2 separate regions of the Homo sapiens genome follow, and region 2 is linked to region 1. The links are chromatin contacts, found by Hi-C or POLR2A ChIA-PET in ENCODE. All regions are on one chromosome and are shown on one strand. Each heading gives the region's core, a stretch centred on a gene start or an enhancer-like site at or near the end of the contact. The rest is flanking DNA. Distances are from core to core; before and after follow the strand shown.

Evidence for each region. Hi-C counts contacts between places; a loop is a spot of excess contacts on that map. ChIA-PET counts read pairs that join two places held with the same protein, here RNA polymerase II (POLR2A). Pooled maps may share reads with other maps.
Region 2: a map of CD4-positive, alpha-beta memory T cell shows a loop between it and region 1 (6-fold over the local background). The contact joins the promoter of AEBP2 here to the promoter of PLEKHA5 in region 1. A Hi-C loop is called at or near these places in 4 of 168 maps with a recorded cell type or tissue (CD4-positive, alpha-beta memory T cell, CD8-positive, alpha-beta T cell, chondrocyte and 1 more) and 15 of 50 pooled maps. POLR2A ChIA-PET finds 5 or more read pairs at or near these places in 1 of 52 experiments (CD8-positive, alpha-beta memory T cell).

The regions. Positions count from the first base shown.
Region 1 is chr12:19,125,103-19,132,447 of GRCh38, forward strand. PLEKHA5 (pleckstrin homology domain containing A5) reads left to right here and starts at 4,631. Exons shown (of 32, transcript NM_001256470.2): 1 at 4,631-4,786; 2 at 4,949-5,028; 3 at 7,291-7,345. The coding sequence starts at 4,698.
Region 2 is chr12:19,436,191-19,443,535 of GRCh38, forward strand. AEBP2 (AE binding protein 2) reads left to right here and starts at 3,302. Exons shown (of 8, transcript NM_153207.5): 1 at 3,302-4,180. The coding sequence starts at 3,510. RefSeq lists silencers at 3,170-3,419, 3,480-3,629, 3,640-3,739 and enhancers at 4,390-4,439, 4,470-4,559.

The DNA.
Region 1 (7,345 bases), core at 3,381-5,880:
TAAGTAGTGAAATGAAAGAGGAGAATGCAAAGGAACCAAAAGAGAAAACATTAAAATGATGTTATTTTTTCCCCCTTGTGTATGCAGATGGACAGGAAAATTAGAGCAGTAATTGCAGACTCCTTTTCACTGAAGACAGAATGGCCTTGGGGAATCAGAGTATGGGAGAAAAAGTTCAGTGAAACTACATTCTCATCCAGGCCCCAACTGACTTGCTGGATATGGCTTTGTCCGAGGTCATTTACCCTTTCTGTGCCTTAGTTTCCTTAACTGTTGAAAAACATTATTTACCATTTTAAGTTACTGAGAAGATGAATGAGATCATGCTCCAGAAACACCCAAAACTGGTCACAAAATTAGGTGCTATAAGAATACTAAGTAGTACTATTATTACTGTACTGTGCATCCTGTTGGAATGAGTCATCTTGCTGCAAAGATGCATAAGCGATTCCAAGTGTGGTAAAAGACCAGAGACAATGAGAAGAGGCAGTTTACTCTTAGATGGCATTAAGGGAGAAGATCCCAGTCGCAGTGAAATCTGCCCTTGTTCAACGAACAAAAGCAGGAGGAAGGGAGACAAGACTCTCTTTTCTTTTTTCTTTTTTTTTTTTTTTGAGACGGAGTCTAGCTCTGTCGCCCAGGCTGGAGTGCAGTGGTGCGATCTCCTCTCACTGCAAGCTCCGCCTCCCGGGTTCATGCCATTCTCCTGCTTCAGCTTCCGGAGTAGCTGGGGCTACAGGCGCCCGCCACCATGCCCGGAGAATTTTTTGTATTTTTAGTGGAGACGGGGTTTCACCATGTTAGCCAGTATGGTCTCAATCTCCTGACCTCGTGATCCGCCCGCCTCGGCCTCCCAAAGTGCTGGGATTACAGGCGTGAGCCACCGCGCCCAGCCAACAAGACTTATTTTTTAACTACAGGCATACCTAGGAGACACTGCTGGTTCATTTCTAGACCAGCACAATAAAGTGAACATAGCAATAAAGTGAGTCACACCATTTTTTTGGTTCCTAGTGCATATATTAGTTATATTTATTATACTGTAATCCATTAAGTGTGCAATAGCATTATGGCTAAAAAACGTACATGCCTTAATTTAAAAAATACTTTAGCCAGGCGCGGTGGCTCACGCCTGTAATCCTAGCACTTTGAGAGGCCAAGGCAGGTGGATCACCTGAGGTCAGGAGTTCCAGATCAGTCTGGCCAACATGGTGAAACCCTGTCTCTAATAAAAATACAAAAATTAGCTGGGCATGGTGATGCGCACCTGTAGTCCCAGCTACTAGGCAGGCTGAGACAGGAAAATTGCTTGAGCCTGGGAGATGGAGGTTGCAGTGAGCTGAAATTGTGCCACTGCACTCCAGCCTGGGCAACCAAGTGAGACTCCATCTCAAAAACAACAACAACAACAAAAAAAAAACTTTAATGGTTAAAAAATGCTAATGGATCATCTGAGTCTCCAGCAAGTCTTAATCTTTTCGCTGGTGGATCTTGCCTCAATGTTGTTGAAGGCTGCTGACCAGTCAGGCTAGTGTTGATGCAGGTAAGAGCAGTTGTTGCAGTTTCTTAAAGACAATAGAGAAGTTTGCTGCATCGATTGACCCTTCCTTCCATGAAGGATTTCTCTGTAGCATGTGATACTGTTTGACAGCATTTTACACACAGTATAATTTCTTTCAAAATTGGAATCTATCCTTTCAAACCCTGCCACTACTTTATCAACTAAGTTTATATTATATTCTAAACTATTTGTTGTCATTTCAACAATATTTACAGTATCTTCACCAGGAATAGATTCCCTCTCAAGAAATCACTTTCTTTGCTCATCCATAAGAAGCAACTCCTCATCCCTTCAAATTTTACCATGAGATTGTGGCATTTCAGCCCCATCTTCAGGCTCTATCTCTAATTCTAGTTCTCTTGCTATTTCCATATTTCTAGTTACTGCCTCCACTGAAGTCTTGAACCCCTCAAACTCATCCATGAGGGTTGGAATCAACTTCTTCCAAACTCTTGATAATGTTGATCTTTTGGCTTCCTTCCTTAAGTCACAAATGTCCTTGATGGCATCTAGAATTATGAATTTTTTCAATTTACTTTTTCCAGATCCATCCAAGGACCCCCTATCTCTGGCAGCTATAGCCTTATGAAATGTACTTTCTACATAATAAGACTTGAAAGTCACAATGACTCCTTGATCCATGAACTGTGGAATGCATGTTGGGTTAGCCAACATGAAAACAACACTAATCTCTTGTATGTCTCCAGGAGAACTCTTGGGTAAACAGGTACACTGTCAATGAACAGAAATATTTTGAAAGGAATCACTTTTTCTTTTCTTTTTTTTTTTTTTTTTTTGAGCAGTAGGTCTCAACAGCAGACTTAAAATGTTCAGTCAGCCATGACAGATGTGCTGTCATCTAGGCTTTGTTGTTCCATTTATAGAGCACAGGAAGAGTATATTTAGCATAATTTTTAAGGGTCTTAGAATTTTTGGAATGGTCAATGAGAATTGGCTTCAACCTAAAATCACCAGCTGCATTATCTCCTAACAAAAAAGTCAGCCTGCCCTTTGAAGCTTTGAAGCCAGGCATTGACTTTTCCTCTCTAGCAGTGAAAGTCCTAGATGGCATCTTCTTTCAATAGTAGGCTGTTTTGTCTACATTGAAAATATGTTTAGTGTATCCACCTTCAATGATCTTGACTAGATTTTCTGGATAACTTGCTGCAGCTTCTACATCATTTGCTGCTTCATCTTGCACTATTATGTTACGGAGATGGTGTTTTTCCTTAAATCCCTGATAGCTTCAACCTTTTCTTCTGCAGCTTCCTCAGCTCTCTCAACCTTCATAAGATTGAAGAGAGTTAGAGCCTTGCTCTGGATTAGGCTTTGGCTAAAGGGAATGTTGTAGCTAGGTTGATCTTCTCCCCAGACCACTAAAATTTTCTCCCTATCTGCAATGAGGCTGTTTTGTTTTCTTATAATTCATGTTTTCACCAGAGTAGCATTTTCAATTTCCTTCAAGAACATTTCCTTTGCATTCCCAACTTGTCTAATTATTTGACACAAGGCCGAGCTTTTGGCCTCTCTTGGCTGTTGATACATCTGAGCTTAATCGTTTCTAGCTTTTCATTTAAAGTAAGGGACATGCAACTCTTCCTTTCACTTGGTCACTTAAAGGGCATTGTAGGGTTACTGGTTGGCCTAATTTCAATATTAGGCCATTATTATTAGACAATTATTAGTGTTTCATTTCAGGGAATATGGAGGCCCAAGATGAAGCAGAGAGACAGAGGAACAGCTGGTTGGTGGAGCAGTCAGAACACACACATTTATTAAGTCCCTGTCTTACATGGGCTCAGTTCATGGTGCCCTCAAAACAATTTCAACAGTAACATCAAAGATCACTGATTACAGATCACTATAACAGGTACAATAATGAAAAAGTTTGAAAGATTGCAAGAATTACCAAAATGTGCCACAGAGACATGTAGTGAGCAAATGCTGTTGAAAAACGGTGCTAGGACTTGCTTAATGCAGAGTTGCCACAAACCTTCAATTTGTAAGATGTGAAAGATCTGCAAACAGCAATAAAGTGAATCGCAGTAAAACAAAGTGGGCTTGTACAGCAAGGAGGTTATACAAATATACTTTTGAAATCCTACAGCCAGTTTGAATCCAGGCTTTGGCAGTTATTACTATGACTGGGCAAACTACTGTGTTTTTAAACTTCATTTTTCCTATCTGTAAAATGGGGATTTTTTATAGATTGTGTGTGTGTGTGTATATATACACACACACACACACATATATATATATACACACATATATATATAGTTGTTGTGAAGATTTAAAAATGTACACCGTCACAAGGACTCCATAAAATAAGCTATTATTGTAATCTATTGGAGACAGGGCAAGTAAAAATCCACACTGATGTTAAGTGAATCTTTAAAAACAAGTACCAGAAAAAGACGAGTTTTTATTTTATAAGATATGACCTAAGGGGCCTAGGAAGAGAAAAAACTTGTTTTGTCAAGTCTAAATCCACTCATATTTCATGGGGCCACGTATCACGTCCAACCTTTGATATCTGGCACACAACAAACAAACAGGAAAGGCCTTTCGTGTGCTTTAATAAAAACAGCTTTCCATTTTAAAACGATAAATATATTGGAAAAATCTGTTGGCTCTCCAACAGCTCTTATAAAACAAAGCTCAGACGCTGTGTTTTTGTTGTTTGAAAGAGAGAAATCAGGGGCTTGGGCATTATTAGGCTCCCTTTGATCGCGCCCTGGGATGGGAAGCCTTCGGGCAAAGCCCTGGGGGCAGGACGCGTTTTTTTTTTTTTTTTTTTTTTTTTTTAATCGATCCCGGAACCTTCGCGCGGCGGAGGGGGCGGGCGCGCCGCAGGGGCCCGAGGGAGGGGTCTGGGGCGCGGCGCCGCTTGCCCATCCCCCGAGCGCGCGGCGGGGCGGCCGGCCGGCGGCCGCCGGGATGCGGAGGGGCGGCGACGGGGGCCGGACCCTGCCGGGGCGGCGGGGCGGGCACCGCCCGAGGGGGTAGGGCGCGCGCGGGGGCGCGCCGGGCCGGGGAGGCGCGCTCGCTCCGCGCTCCCTTCGCTCGCTCGTTCCCTCCTCCCTCGGCAGCCGCGGCGGCAGCAGGAGAAGGCGGCGGCGGCGGCTAGGGATCAGACATGGCGGCGGATCTGAACCTGGAGTGGATCTCCCTGCCCCGGTCCTGGACTTACGGGATCACCAGGGGCGGCCGAGTCTTCTTCATCAAGTAAAGAGCCGGGGACGGCACGGGGGCCCGCGGGGGCGGGAGGGCAGGAGGCGGGCGGCTGGCGACACGGGGGAGAGCCCGGGTCTGTGCTCCTGCAGCCCCTCGGCTCGCCCCCGCGTCCCCTCTCACGCTCCGTGTCTGCCCCTTCTCTCACCCCTGCAGCGAGGAGGCCAAGAGCACCACCTGGCTGCACCCCGTCACCGGCGAGGCGGTGGTCACCGGACACCGGCGGCAGAGCACAGGTAACGCCGGGCCCAAACGGAGTTGGGCTCCGCCTGGAGGAGGCGGCAGAGCCCGGGCCGCCCGGCTCCCCGCAACCTGCCCCGCGCCGCGGGCCCCGGGAGGCGGCGAGGCGGGGCGGAGGCCGGGCGGGAGCGGCCGCAGGTAGAGGGGCCACGGGGACTCCGCCGCCGGGAGTTCTCTCCAGTCTCGGGGCGCCTCTTTCTCCTCAGCCTTTCATCAGCACTTGGAGACGGCGCCCTCTTCCTGCGCCTTCTCCCCCCATCCCAGCCTAGACGACCCTCGCGACCCTAGAGTGGCGACGCTCCCCTCCCTGAAACCTGGAGTCCTGAGTTTTTCCTCCGCGGCCGCTACTCACTCCCCGGTGACCCCCAGCTGCCGTCTTGCCCCCCAGCAATCTTCAGGCAGTCCTTACCCACTCCCCTCCCTGCAGCCCCGGACCCCGATCGCCCGCCGGGATAACGTAACCACATCCTCCCCCTCCTCCCAGGAGCGCTGCCTCCTGCCGTGCAGCTTCCTCCTCCTAGGTGGGACTTGTGGGTAGGTGGCTGATGAAGGAGGAGGAGGAGGAGGAGAGGAGTTCGGGGGTGCTGCGATCCTCTCTGTGACAGGGAACGGCTCGGGAAACGCTTGGCGCGTTCCCTCCTGCCACGGGAGGAGCAGCCGGAGCCGGAGGAGGCGTTCGCAGCCTCAGTTGCTGGCGATCCGGATCTAAAGTCCCCGCCAGCCGCACGGAGGTTGCACAGACTGCCAGGAGGCGGTGGGCGTGCGAGGGGGTGTCCCGTATGGGGGCACCCGGGCCCTGTTTGGAGGGAGTCCGTGGGGAAGCGGCTCTCTCGGGTGGCTTTGGGAGCTTGTTTGAATGCTAAGTGTGAGTGGAGCTGGAAAAGGCTCCTCGTAGTTTCTGTACTGGTCTGGGTTTCTTTTATCATTCTTTGTTTACATTCGTGACTTGTTTGTCTTTGAAATGTAACATGTGTTCTCTTACTGGCCTGCCTCTAGTCCTGGTGATTGGAAAGGCTTGAGAGCAGTTTGGGTCGAAGGCGAGGCCAGTTTCAGCAGTCCTCAGAGCTGGCCTCTGGGGTACATTCTCTCGGACTCTGACATTCCGTGAATCTGTTAAAGTTGCCAGGATATTGAACAAACCTGCCTCTCTGTGAAATGCTGGAGTTCACTGAAGTGACTAATGTCTCCAAATTTGCAAAAAGGTGGAGGAAGAAAGGAAAGGCTGGTGTAGCAAGCATGATGAGCTTACATTTTTAAGGCATTTCTGACTAATACACTATCATGTTTCTCAATTCCCCGGTGCAGGCTTTTGCTTCAATATACCTTTCTGGTGTTTTACACGCATATTCCAACTTTGATGGCCTCTTTGCTTTTATGGATAATGATAGATTTATTTCATGAAAGACGATATGACATTTAAATTATTTAGACTAATTATCCTATGGAATTATGAGTGATATAAATAAGTGTCCTAGTTAACCCCACAGATTTGGTAACATTCACGCCACAGAAAAATTTTATTCTTTTATGTGATTTCACTTTTTTTTTTTTCTGGTTTGGTTTTACTTTGCTTGGACTCTGGTTTTGTACACACATCGGTTGTTTTTACTTCCAAGAGGCATTTTGATGAAATCCAAACAACTTGTCATTAATAATAATATGTAGCACATAATGACCATTGTTCACCTGAATCATCCCCAACTTTACTACTTGAAACTTCACGTCTCTTAGTCAAATTTTTAGAAACACACACGGAAGTATTCGGTGTCATTTCTTTTCCATTAATTAAGTAGTTAGGAAGTTCTGCCTTCTTTTTGGTGACACTTCCTAGATGGATTCATTTGTGTAGCTGAAAAATACGGTCTTAAATAGACACAATATACCCAAGAAGAGGCAGGCGTTGCCTGTTATACCCAGCTTTTTTTTTTGCTAGTCATTCATGAGTGTTCCACCTGGGATGAGAAGGCTTCCCTTTGCTTTCTTGGGTGCCAGAACATAGTTCCTCTCCACCCTAATATATTACAGTGTGTGCTCAGGTCAGATAATCTCTAATATTATGGTTACTTTTCTGGTGGCTCTAAATTTGAATTGCTGTTTTTCAAAAAATGATATCTGTTGTATTGCCAGCTCAACACTTTTTTTGTTAGTAATCTACTTAATTAAAACAGCTAATAAATGAAAATGGATAATTAAAATGGATTGAGACTTATTTTGCTATCATTGAAGTAATACTAATTGTAATATATGTATTGTTTTAGATTTGCCTACTGGCTGGGAAGAAGCATATACTTTTGAAGGTGCAAGATACTATAT
Region 2 (7,345 bases), core at 2,052-4,551, 310 kb after region 1:
GCATGCTAAGAGACAACTCCCACCAGTGCCTTGACAGTTTACAAATGCCATGCCAATGTCGGGAAGTTACCCTATCGTCTAAAAAATGGAGAAACCCTCATTTCCAGGAACTGCCCACCCTTTTCCTGGAAAACTCATGAATAATCTACCCCTTGTTTAGCGTATAATCAGGAGATGACCATAAAAGTGGCCAGCCAGAAGCCCTCAGTGCTGCTCTGTCTATGGAGTAGCCATTCTTTTATTCCTTTACTTTCTTAATAAACTTGCTTTCACTTTACTGTATGGACTTACCCCAAATTCTTTCTTGTGTGAGGTCCAAGAACCCTCTCCTGGGGTCGGGATCGGGGCCCCTTTCTGGTAACACTTTGTGTTTTCTTTTGTTTTCTTTTCTTTTTTCTTTTTTTTTTGGGGGGGGGATAAGGTCTTACTCTATTGCCCAAACTGGAGTGCAATGGCTCTTGATCACTCACAGTTCACTGCAGCCTCAATCTCCTGGCTCAAGCTGTCCTCCCACCTCAGCCTCCCAAGTAGCTGGGACTACAGGTGCACACCACCACACCTGGCTAGTTAACAACAAAAAAAAGTGTTTTGTAGCGATGGAGTTTCATCCCATTGCTCAGGCTGGTCTCGAACTCCTGGGCTCAAGTGATCCCCCTGCTTCAGTTTCCCAAAGTGCTGGGATTACAAGAGTGAGCCACTGCACCTGGCCCCCATGCTGAGTACTTTGAACTAAAGGAGATTGGAAAGCCTGAGAAGCAAAGTCTCTCACTGAACCTCTGTCCTGCTGTCTCCTATCCCTGTTACTCACCCTAGGCTAGTCATATAAACCAGAACTCCTTTCCCCACAAAGTAAGCCATGAAACGAAGAAAGGTCACTCTCTGCCTTCTCATTTGAAGACTCTCATTCCAGAGAAGTCTGCTCTATACCTGGGTGTGGAAGGAATGCTACACAGAGAGGTCAAGACGAATCTGGACAGGCCTTGCTGGGTTTCCACACTCAGTCTATTACTATTAGTTCATTCTCTTTTTGTACAATCACATTTCTACATGGATGTCCACTCTGTTGAATCTAGGCATACAAATGGACAGCTTTCTCTGGGTCTTTACTTCTGAAGGCTCCTGTGTCACATAAGACTTCCATTAAATTAATTTGTTACACTTTTCTCTTGTTAACCTGTCTTTTGTTGTAGAAGTGTTGGCCATGACCCTTATGATGGGTGAGGAAAGGTATGGAGTGCAGTGGCATGATCATGGCTCACTGCAGCCTCAACCTCCAGGGCTCAAGTGAACCTCCCACTTCAGCCTCCTGAGTAGCTGGGACTACAGGTGTGCCGTAGAGACAGGGTCTCGCTATTTTACCCAGGCTGGTCTCAAACTCCTGGGCTCAAGTGAGCCTCCTACTTTGGCCTCCCAAAGTGCTGGGATTACAGGTATAAGCCACCCTGCCGGCCTTCTGATAGTTTTTAATTTACAGTTTACAGTGTATTTCACTTTAATACATTCCTTATCTAAGATTGCCTTTGAGGTTTAAAATGTTGGAAGTTAATACCTTACATTGTATGTGCCTCTGAAGGTATCTGTAAATGATGTCCCATGTTATTATTTTTGCATTCCCTTAGAGGCAACATTTTATATAACAGTTGTCCAAAGGCCTAAGGCAGAGGATGTAATACTGGGTACTCACGGTATATGACGACTTTCCCAAATGGGAAATGAGCATGGAGGCTCTGTTTTCAGGCAGTCAGTTCTATCCTCATTTTCCTTGAGTAGAAGCATCCCTAAAATTGGCCTGAAAATGTGTCCTTGGGTCAGGGTGTAATGTGGGCTCTTTTCCAGTCTCCTTTCTTCCAATGACCTCTTCCCTACTTTACAAAAGAAAGGCATAATTCTTCCTCATGCTAAATCTTAGTAAGGTGCAATACCCGGTTATGCAAAAACCTCCAGGACACCAAAGAAAGGCACAATTGACTGGTGAATAAGAATGGGGTAACACATCCTTTCACAAGTCAGGTGGTTTTCAGTTGCTTGCTTTCAACAAGTTGAAAGAGAACCTAATCAGAGTTGTCAGCTGACAGATCATTAAAAGTATTTTTTCTTTGTTAGATCTTTATGCGATTTTTGGGCATATAATGCGAAAGGCATTCAAAGAATTGTGTGGCATTACTATAACAAAACTCCATTCATTCTCATCTGCTTTTTTTATGCGAACAAGTTTTCTCAACACTTATATCCATGGAATTGAAAACTTGGAATAGAACTGATGCTGAACTATTTCTCAAAAAAATCCATCCACTGAAGGTCATAATGTATATTAGAAAAAAGTCCACCCAAGTTCATTTCTGCAAGATGCATTGCCAATAAAATTTTGCTTTTGTGTTTAGTACTTACAAACATTTGAAATAGATTTGTTTTGATCGGTTGAAATAAGAGCTTTATGATCACAGAAAATATAAAAAACAACCCAGATACTTCAATTTATGTTCACATTTTTATTACAAGTAAGACGATCAAAATAGTTCAAATATAAAATATATTACTAGGATAAAATTCTAGAGGAGATATGCAACGTCAATATGAGTTCCAGAAAACAATATTTGGAAATTGTATTTTCCAAACTGTATTTTAAAAAAATGGATATTAGTGGGTGTTAAATCCCTATGGTATTTAGAATCCATTGGCTATACAGTATTTAAACAATGCGACAGATGAAATATTTATAAGCCGGAAAAATGTAGCTGTCATTCTAAACTGTATAAGAACATACACAGCTTTACGAAATTGTTTTAGAAGGCTCATGAAGTAAAAAGTTTGAGGACCCTGAACCAAGATGTTTGCTCTGGGTTCAGGATGTCAACATCTCCAGGGGTATTCAAACATAGGGTGTATTAAAACCTGTCGCCCTGTGTTGCGCATAAAAATTTAGTACCTTACACCGTAGTGTTTTAATTTTTGCCCATTTTAAACCGCTCTCTTCGTAGACTGTAGGCTCGTTCTATTCCTGGCTCAGCTCCTGTACAGAGGGGACACTCCTCAAACACCCCCGGAATGAATGAGTTTATCGTGAGAACTCGGAAGGCTGCTAAAATCCCCGGCCAGCGTTGGAGTTTTCAGTCCGCGTGTCCCTGGGCTTCGAAGCCCGGCAGGGCGTGGGAAGGCCCCGAGGAAACGCTGAGCACTTGCAGGCGCCGGGGCGGGGGCGGGGGCGGGCACTGGGCAGCGGGGCGGGCGCCGGGCGGGGGCGGGGGCGCAGAACCCGCAGCCGGGGGAGGTGCTGCCTCGTGCCGCCGCGCAGGCGCGCAGCAGTCTCCGTGTGAGTGCGCGTAGTCGCGCGCCTGTCCCCGCGCGGGCTCCGTAGCGCGTGTGCAGGCTGACGCAGCTCGCGGGCCCTCCTCCTGCTCTGCAGCGGCGTCGGCGGAGTTTTGGGCGTTTGGGAGGGGGGCGAGGGAGAGAGAGTCGAGAGAGGGAGGCGGCGGTGGGGAGGAGGAGGAGGAGGAGGAGCAGGCGCCGCCATGGCCGCCGCTATCACCGACATGGCCGACCTGGAGGAGCTCTCCCGCCTGAGCCCTCTGCCCCCCGGCAGCCCGGGTTCGGCGGCGCGGGGCCGGGCTGAGCCCCCCGAGGAGGAGGAGGAAGAGGAGGAGGAGGAAGAGGAGGCGGAGGCCGAGGCGGTGGCGGCGCTGCTGCTGAACGGCGGCAGCGGTGGGGGCGGCGGAGGCGGCGGCGGAGGAGTGGGGGGCGGCGAGGCAGAGACGATGTCGGAGCCGAGCCCCGAGAGCGCCAGCCAGGCCGGGGAGGACGAAGACGAGGAGGAGGACGACGAGGAGGAGGAAGATGAGAGCAGCAGCAGCGGCGGGGGTGAGGAGGAGAGTAGCGCCGAGAGCCTGGTGGGCAGCAGCGGCGGGAGCAGCAGCGACGAGACCCGCTCGTTGAGCCCCGGCGCCGCCAGCAGCAGCAGCGGGGATGGGGACGGCAAGGAGGGCCTGGAGGAGCCCAAGGGACCGCGGGGCAGCCAGGGCGGCGGCGGGGGCGGCAGCAGTAGCAGCAGCGTAGTCTCCAGCGGCGGCGACGAGGGCTACGGGACTGGGGGAGGCGGAAGCAGCGCGACCTCCGGGGGCCGGCGGGGCAGCTTGGAGATGTCGTCGGATGGGGAACCCCTGAGCCGCATGGACTCGGAGGACAGGTCAGTGCTCTGAAGCGTTTCCCCTTCCCTTCCTCCTCTTGAACTCCCGGGCCCCTCAGAGGGGGACCAAGGCGACGTTTTGCCGCGATCCCCCTGCTCCCCGAATCCTCGGCCCCTCCCCCAGACTCTCAACTCGGAAATCTCTCGCCGTCGCCGCCGCGCCCCTCTCGCAGCGCATCGCGGCTTCCAACTCTCAAACCGTTCCCCCCCAACTCTCCTTTCCCCGCCCTCTTTCCCCTCGGCGCTTCGCTCCTCACGGACCTCAGGACGGCTCTAACTCGGAAACAGTCCCCAAACGGGCCCAGATCCTCTGGCGGAGCAGAAGAGGGCCTTGATGTACACACGTCGGTACTCAAGGTTAGCTTCTTCCAACCGTGTTCGGGAACACTTGTCAGAACTACAATTGACAAGTGTTTCCAATATGGCTGGTCTCGCCTGGATTTAACAGAACTTCCTTGTCCATGGGAGAGACCCCAGCTATCACTTTTCTCTACTTAAACAAAAAAAGGACTGTTCTTTTATATTAAATCATTGCCTCCCAAATCCCTCATTTGTAGTCAGTCATGTGGTCTCCAACGTGATTTTAACAATCTTTTCTATTTGTTTTGGGAGCATATCTGGGAAAAAGTTTTAAACACGTATAAATGGTTGTGGAAAAGAATAGTGAATTGATGGCCTTTTAAGATAACTTTGCGGAATCAGAGAGTTGGAATCGTAACAAAATACAGTCTTGAAGGTACAACGTAGTTTGCGGCTTTATAGTAATGTTTCAACATGAGAGTCATGATTTTAAATGATAATATTTAAAGTCATGCATTGGAGAGGTCTCGGAAGGAATGAGTATTATTTTTCTTACTAAAGCTTGTTAGAAGTAACTGGAGAGTGACAAAAATGCGCATTTTTTCAGAACATTTAAAAAGTGTGATAGTGTATGTTTCAATTGTCTTATCATTACTTTTGATCTGTTTGGGTTAGTTGGTTTTTAATGTACTTTTAAAAAAACGAGAATCACATGCATATTATGCCACTTCTAAAGTGTATTAGCGTTTATTTTGACCATCTATGTTTTGACAATCACATTTTTTTTAAACATGCTCTCCAGAAAAGTATAGCAATGGAAATTTTAGTGGTCGATAGTGATTTTCATTTAAGAGTTTAATATTCTAAAGTTCTAGGAATTCTGATTAATTGATTAAAAACGAACACCTTAGTATTTAATGCTACAAGTAATACAGAGTCCTGGATATTTTGAAAATCTGGCATTAGATTCTGTTTGACATTAACGTCTAGTTAAGAAAATATCTTCGGGTAAAGTAGACTGTATAAACCTTAGAAAAATTGTGTTGAACTGTGTAGGCATGGGTAGGAAGGAGAATGTCTTCAAGAAAATTAAAAATTGATGTAAACTGCACAATGAAGCATGTGCTATTTTTACCATTTTATGCTCCTCTGATACCATTACATATCTGAAAGTTGACATTAGTTTATAAAATCAGCGTTTTTCATTTACTCAGTATACACGTATTATGCTTGCCTACCACTGTACAAATTAGATGTCTTCCATTTCATTCCCACAACTATGGTGCAAGATAGGTATTATTTTGACTTCTGTTTAACAGATGAAGAAGCAAGTTGAGTATCTTACTCAGGACAGTAAATACAGCATGGAAATGGTGGGCTGGATATGAGCAAAGGTTCTCAAGTCCCCTATTATTTCCACTGAAGAGTTAAAATAATTCGCCTTAAATAAGTTGAGGCCGGGCGCGGTGGCTCAGGCCTGTTAACCCCAGGACTTTGGGAGGCCGAGGTGGGCGGATCACCTGAGTTGGGAGTTTGAGATCAGCCTGGCCAACATAGTGAAACCTTATCTACATTAAAAATACAAAAATTACCCGAGAGTGGTGGCGCGCGCCTGTGTTCCCAGCTACTCGGGAGGCTGAGGCAGGAGAATCGCTTGAACCCGGGAGGCAGAGGTTGCAGTGAGCTGAGATGGTGCCACTGCACTCCAGCCTGGGCGACAGAGCGAGACTCCGTCTCAAAAAAAAACCAAGTGATATGTGTCAGAGTTTTGTTTTTAGTTAGTGTCCATTTACTACATCACTTCAGGAGACGAATTATTGGTTAAGTACATTTAGGAAGTGGAGTTGTGGCTTTTATTTGACATTAATGAGATATTTACTTGAGTATATAATTTTTACATCTTATTTCAGAATAAGAAGTAAAATACGGGTGTCACAAATCCAACTACAGTTAAAACTTGATAACCAAGCAAACTTGGTTTTCTTAATGCTTAATTTTAGAGACTACAGAATACTGTTTTTAATGTCACCATTTCAGGGTAATAGATTTGTCACTTGTATGAAGAAGGCTTACTAGTGAAACTGGCTTGGGGTCTTAATAATCTTAATTCTGAAACATCTTCTTGTTGCCTTTGAGATTTTTCTCCCAGTTATTTTGAGTTTGGAAAGGATCCCTAATTCTTATAAATTACTGTAGATTACATCAATCTGTGGATTTTATAGGTTGATTTCATGGTAAGAAAACTTCATTTTTGTAACCAGTGGAAGGATAATCTTAGTTTTAAAGTGCTCTATAACATTTTTAGGCATTCCTATTACAAAGATTCTATTATAATGCCCATTTACCTTTCCCATCGTTTTGGTTACGTTGTGCTTTTTAGTTTATCTGATATGCTCTAGAATTTGTTGAACATCTTTGTTAAATATCTTTTTCTTTTTTTTTTTTGAGACGAGTCTCACTCTATCGCCCAGGCTGGAGTGCAGTGGTACGATCTCGGCTCACTGCAACCTCTGCCTTGTGGGTTCAAGCGATTCTCCTTCCTCAGCCTCCTGAGTAACTGGGATTACAGGTGAGTGCCACCACCCCTGGCTAATTTTTGTTTTTAGTAGAGATGCGATTTCACCATGTTGTCCAGGCTGGTCTTGAAATTCCTTGACCTCAAATGATCCTCCCACCTGGGTCTTCCAAAGTGCTGGGATTACAGGAGTGAGCCGCCACCGCAGGCCATGTTAAATATCTTAAGTGCTACTTTTAAAAAGATAATTAGGCCGGGCATGGTGGCTCACCCCTGTAATCCCAGCACTTTGGGAGGCCGAGTCGGGTGGATCATTTGAGGTCAAGGAATTCCAAGACCAGCCTGGACAA